Linked DNA regions of Homo sapiens: region 2 is linked to region 1. Evidence: chromatin loops called from intact Hi-C (ENCODE). Cell type or tissue: Panc1. All regions are shown on one strand. Each heading gives the region's core, and the rest is flanking DNA. Links, peaks and the distances in the headings are about the cores only.

The links. Peaks named below come from ENCODE experiments on the same cell type or tissue, not always from the same donor. Only the 100,000 strongest peaks of a DNase experiment are listed, where the experiment ranks them.
Region 2: it touches region 1 in a loop (6-fold over the local background); 62 of 110 quality-filtered maps call a loop at or near these places.

The regions. Positions count from the first base shown.
Region 1 is chr22:25,047,370-25,050,276 of GRCh38, reverse strand. It overlaps KIAA1671, which reads right to left. Exons shown (of 13, transcript NM_001145206.2): 6 at 913-1,047. Among named protein-coding and RNA genes, the nearest start is that of KIAA1671-AS1, 64 kb to the left of the region's middle. In Panc1, for the core only: CTCF peaks have their summits at 1,166 and 1,396 (motif pointing right); a DNase peak (open chromatin) is centred at 1,406; H3K27ac peaks cover 449 bases.
Region 2 is chr22:24,937,965-24,940,861 of GRCh38, reverse strand. LHFPL7 (LHFPL tetraspan subfamily member 7) reads left to right here. Exons shown (of 4, transcript NM_001388199.1): 2 at 1,310-1,527; 3 at 2,575-2,713. The coding sequence starts at 1,327. Among named protein-coding and RNA genes, the nearest start is that of LHFPL7, 7.3 kb to the left of the region's middle. In Panc1, for the core only: a CTCF peak has its summit at 1,901 (motif pointing left); a DNase peak (open chromatin) is centred at 1,914.

The DNA.
Region 1 (2,907 bases), core at 138-2,637:
AACCCATGTGGGCACACTGAAGCTCTGAATGGGACAGCTGTCCCTGGGGCCTGCTCAGTGTGTACTCACCTCCTTTCACAAGTAAGGAAACAGGATGAGGGGGAAGAGGGCACAAGGACACAGAGATAAGCAAGAGCCAGAGGGAGACTTGAAAACAAGGACAGTCGTACCAGTAACAGCAAGAGTAATAATTATGTGACGATGACACTTATTGTTTGCTATGTACCCAGAAGCATGCTAAGCACTTCATGAATTCTCTCATCTGAGCCCCACATCAGCCCTGTAAAGTAGATACTATTATTATCCCCATTCTACAGATGAGGAAACTGAAGCCAGAGGCCAGCCCAAGGTCACACGTGAATGTATGCAGATCCGGGACTTGAACCCAGGCAATCTGGCTCTGGAACCAGCTTTCTGCTGCCTCCTGTTATCACCATAACTGTCAGTTCCTAAATGTGTTATGACGTGCTGGGCCCCACACACACTTTTATTCCATCCTCGCAACACAGCTAGATAGGAATCAAGATCCTGTTTTCCAGGTGAAGAAACTGAAGTGCAGCGAAATTAAGTAAATTGCTCAAAATCTCAAAGAGGTTGACAGGAGACCGTGCTGGGATTGGAACCCAGGACTTTCCAACACCAGTCTATGTTCCCTTAACCACTCCATGCCAGGCAGTGCTGGGCTGGAAACTCAAGAGGAAGAAGGTTTCCCCAGCAGAGCCACCAAACACCCTCCACATCAAGAACCACAACACAGCTAGTCAGGTGACACCAGATTCCTGGACAGTTGCCTGCTGCCCTCAACCCCGTCAGGGCCCTGGGCTGTCCAGATGCTCCACCAACCACATTCACAGCAGTGTCCAGCAACCAGCACCCCTGTGCAATCCTCTCCAGCCATGTTGCATCACTCACCACAAAGGGCCCACTCCTCCTGTCTTTGCAGAAGCTGTGGCTTCTCCAGGGAACCGAGGCCACAGGGGACACCTGCTGGAGCGGTCGCTCCTTCTCCTGGGGGGCATCCTCCTTCTCCAGGTCCCGTGGCAGCACCTGAAACACAGAGCACAAGAAAAGGACTTTACTGGGAGCCTTCTCATTTACAGGAAAAAATATATTATGCCAAGAGTCCATTCTGTACCAAAAAGGGCAAAGAAGAAAATTAAACCCCCAGAAATCCCCCACTTTAATGATCAGAGGTAACATGTAGGGCGGTAGCTCTGGGTTCCAGTGGCCCAGCCTCAGCCATTTAATAACTGTGTGACCTCAGGTGGGTGCCTCAACCTCTCTGAGCCTCAACTATCTGGGAAAGGAACCCCATGATGACAGCACCCAGCTTCTAGGCGCTAAGAAACAGCACATGGAATGTACATGATGCAGTATAGCCACCAGGGGGCAGACGTGCACAAGTCCTGGGCACCTGGCTTGGCTTACCCTAGCCTCCTCCATCCCTGGCACCTGGGGAGCCCTCCATAAATGCTGGCTGGCCTCATTACTGCCAGTGGTCATTCTTGGTGACCTTATTTTAATCATCTCTTTATGCACCCAAACACACATGCATAGACACAGAGAAACGGTGCATGAACAGCACAGCACCTCCAGTACATCTACTTGGAATCCTGCTGTTTTTTTCCACTTAGTTATATATAGGGGAAACATTCACAGGCCAGGACTCCAGGATGCATATTTTATATGCTTCACACTCTCCCTGCGTGGACAAGGAAACAAAGGCCCAGAGATGGGAGGGAGCTGCTTAAGAACACACAGCACCAGGAAGAGGAAGACTGGATTTCTAATCCCTTCCCTCACAGCCTCTTTTCTGGATGCCTTCAGAGACCCTCTGGTTTTCCTCCTAACCCCCTGGCTCTTTTTGATCAGTGTCCCCACATGTCCCAGGCCAGCCGCAGAGCCATTTCTCCTTTTGCTACATCATTCCCTCTGGGATCTCTCTTCACGCCCCCCATGGCTTTAAATAAATCCCATCTACACCCAGATGCCTGCCAATTCTGTTTCTCAGTGTTGGAACTCCAGACTCGGAGATCCCACTGCTCACTCAACATCTCTTGGAAGCTCACACTCATCTCAGATCCACGTGCTCAAAACATGCGTCTTGATTCCATCTCTCCACAGTTGCTCCTCCCACACCTTGCCCATCCATCCCCCAGCTGGGGAGGCCAAGACCTTCGGGTTGCCCTCCATTCTCCTCCCCATTCTCTCCCACTTTTCTCCACTGCATCAGCAAAGCTGAGACTCTACCTGCAAAACATGCTGCAAATCTGACATACTATATACCAAAATCAACTTGAAATAGATCAAAGACCTAAATGTAAGAGCTAAAGCTAGAAAACTCTTAGAAGAAAATAGAGGTGTAAATCTTCAAGAGCTAGGCTTAGGCAGTGATTTCTTAAATATGATACCAAAGGCATAAACAACAAAAGAACAATAAATAAAATAGACTTCTTCAAAATTAAAAACTTTTGTGCTTTAAAGGGTACCATTAAGAAAGGGAAGGCCAGGCGCAGTAGCTCATGCCTGTAATCCCACCACTTCGGGAGGCCGACGCAGGTGGATCACCTGAGGTCAGGAGTTTGAGACCAGCCTCGCCAACATGGTGAAACCCCGTCTCTACTACAAATACGAAAATTAGCCAGGCATGGTGGCGAGCGCCTGTAATCCCAGCTACTTGGAAGGCTGAGGCAGGAGAATTGCTTGAACCCAGGAGGTGGAGATTGCAGTGAGCCGACATCACACCACTGCACTTCAGCCTGGGCAATAGAGTGAGACTCCATCCATCTCAAAAAAAAAAAAAAAAAAAGGAAAAGAGGCCAGGCATGGTGGTGGTGGCGGCTCACGCCTGTAATCCTAGCACTTTGGGAGGCCAAGGCAGGTTGATCACTTGAGGTCAGGAGTTCA
Region 2 (2,897 bases), core at 398-2,897, 110 kb after region 1:
CCAGGAGTTTGAGGTGGCAGTGAGCTATGATCATGCACTGCACTCCAACCTTTTTTCTCTGAAAGAAAGAAAGAGAGAGAGAGGGAAGGAAGGAAGGAGGGAGGGAGGGAGGGAAGGAAGGAAGGAAGCAAGGAAGGAAGGAAAGAAAGGGAAGGAGGGAAGGAGGGAGGGAGAGAGAAGGAAGGAGGGAAGGAAGGAAGGAAGGAAGGAAGGAAGGAAGGAAGGGCGGGCATATGTGTGTGAATTATTATTATTTTTTTTTTTTTGAGACGGAGTCTCGCTCTGTCGCCCAGGCTGGAGTGCAGTGGTGCGATCTCGGCTCACTGCAAGCTCCGCCTCCCGGGTTCACGCCATTCTCCTGCCTCAGCCTCCCAAGTAGCTGGGACTACAGGCGCCCGCTCCCACGCCCGGCTAATTTTTTTTTGTATTTTTAGTAGAGACGGAGTTTCACCGTGTTAGCCAGGATGTTCTCGATCTCCTGACCTCGTGATCCACCCGCCTCGGCCTCCCAAAGTGCTGGGATTACAGGCGTGAGCCACCGCGCCCGGCTATGTGTGTGAATTTTTAAAAGGTGCCCCGACTGGGTAGAAGCAGCCCTTTAGAACAGAGGAGGCTCCATGGAAGAATGGATAAATAGGCCGTGCGCGGTGGCTCACGCCTGTAATCCCAGCACTTTGGGAGGCCGAGGCAGGCGGATCACAAGGTCAGGAGATCGAGATCATCCTGGCTAACACGGTGGAACCCGTCTCTACTAAAAATACAAAAAATTAGCCGGGCGCGGTGGCGGGCGCCTGTAGTCCCAGCTACTCCGGAGGCTGAGGCAGGAGAATGGCGTGACCCCGGGAGGCGGAGCTTGCAGTGAGCCGAGATCGCACCACTGCACTCCAGCCTGGGCGACAGAGCAATAATCTGTCTCAAAAAAAAAAAAAAAAAAAAAGCGATAAATGAATGAACGAACGAACAAATGAACAAATGAAAGTATGCACGGAATATGAGAAGAGCCCTGCATGGACCAGTGAGGATGATGTGCCATGAAGAAGGTGGAGGGGCAAATGTTCAAAGGTCTTTCAGGGCTAACATTTATTCTAGGACTTGGGGGTTGTACTTCTAGAATTTGCTAGGGCAAAGTAACCCCCACTACCAGACCACAGTTATTAGTACCTCCCATTTGCATCTCCAGGCTCAAGGGGGGCTGATGATCTGGGGTCTGATCATAACACCAGATCCCTGGCTAGGGAGCACCTCGGCCAGCCCCTTTCTCTCCTTGTCCCTGCAGTCTCCATTAGTAATCTTCCCTGTTGACCCCTAGGTCAGCGATACTGCCTAATGTTGAGCAGTGTGTGGGTAGCTCTGGGGCTCTCTCTGACCTGCACCTCAGCCTTCAGCCTCATCTCCCCTGCCTGGTTCCAGACCCCGACCTTCTCCTTTGGCATCCTCACCTACTGCTCCTGGCCTCAGGGCAACAGTTGGAACCAGAGCTGCGTGACCTTCAGTTCCCTGGAGGATATTCCTGACTTTGCCTGGAAGGTGAGAGCTGGCTCACCAAGTCACTGGGTCTTCAGGGGCTCGTTTAAACTCATTAAGGCAGGAAAGCTGGCTGAGCGGAATTCGAGGAGGCTTTCCTCACTGCCTGAGTGTCCCAGTGGCTTCGAATTTGCCATTACTCTCCTTAGAACTGAGCATAGAAGTTCTTCAACCTGACAGCCCTTCAGAAACACCTGTGCAACTTTGCAAAGATGCCAAGTTCTGTGCTCCACCCGGAGCCCCTGTCTCTGTAGGCGTGGAGTGGGGTCCGGCTACTGATAATTTAACAAACATGCAGGATGATTCCAAAGGCAGCTGCCGGCCAATGTAGCACCTTCGTGCAAATTAGGAAAAGGTGCCCCTTCTTTAGGATGCTCTACTGCCATCTGCTGGAAAGTCACTGTAATCAGTTTGCAAATCTATGATGGCCCCCAACGTGTCTCTGAGAGTTGTGCAGTATACAACCTGCACGCTCTTACCTGGCCACCCTCTAAACACTGCTAGGTTTAAAAATGAAAGCTAAGGTGTTAAAGTCCCAGCTATGATGCACATTGCCAAAATCAACAATGGGGAGAATGGGAAAGGACTCCTAGTCCAGCACCTCTAAGGAAGAATATACAGCCTTCAAAATTGATTGTTATAAGGGTGATGTAACAGCAGCTACCAGGTGCCTCTCCTGATGATCCTGGCATGTAGCAAGTGCTTAATAAAGGTACTATATGCTGGTCAGTCAATGTGGATCTTCATTCTGGCTCTACCACTTAATTACCCATGTGTTCTGAGGCAAATGACTTCAGTTTCTTGGACTTTTATTGGAAAATTTATTTTCTTGGACAGTTTCTTTTTATGTAAAATGGAGATCATAATAGCACAAACCACATGCTGCGAGGACTCAGAAGCTGGTCAATGAGCAGGGGAGCATCCACCTGCCCCTGTCCCAGCCAACACCCTTCCTTCTGTCTCTTCCTTGCAGGTCTCAGCTGTGATGCTCCTCGGAGGCTGGCTCCTGTTGGCCTTCAATGCAATTTTCCTCCTGTCTCTTCCCTGCAGGTCTCAGCTGTGATGCTCCTCGGAGGCTGGCTCCTGTTGGCCTTCAATGCAATTTTCCTCCTGTCTTGGGCTGTGGCCCCCAAAGGGCTGTGCCCAAGGAGAAGCAGTGTTCCAATGCCAGGGGTGCAGGCAGTGGCAGGTAAATCCAATGCACAGGCACATAGTCAGTGCTCTAGACATATTTATGGAATGAATGAATGAATGAATGAATGAATGAGTCTGTGAGCAGAGCCTGGCCTCTCGGGTCAGACCTCAGAGATAAACCCTAGGATTGTTGACTATTCCTGGTCCTTTGGCAAGCCAGAAATCAGGGGGAGGGAGAG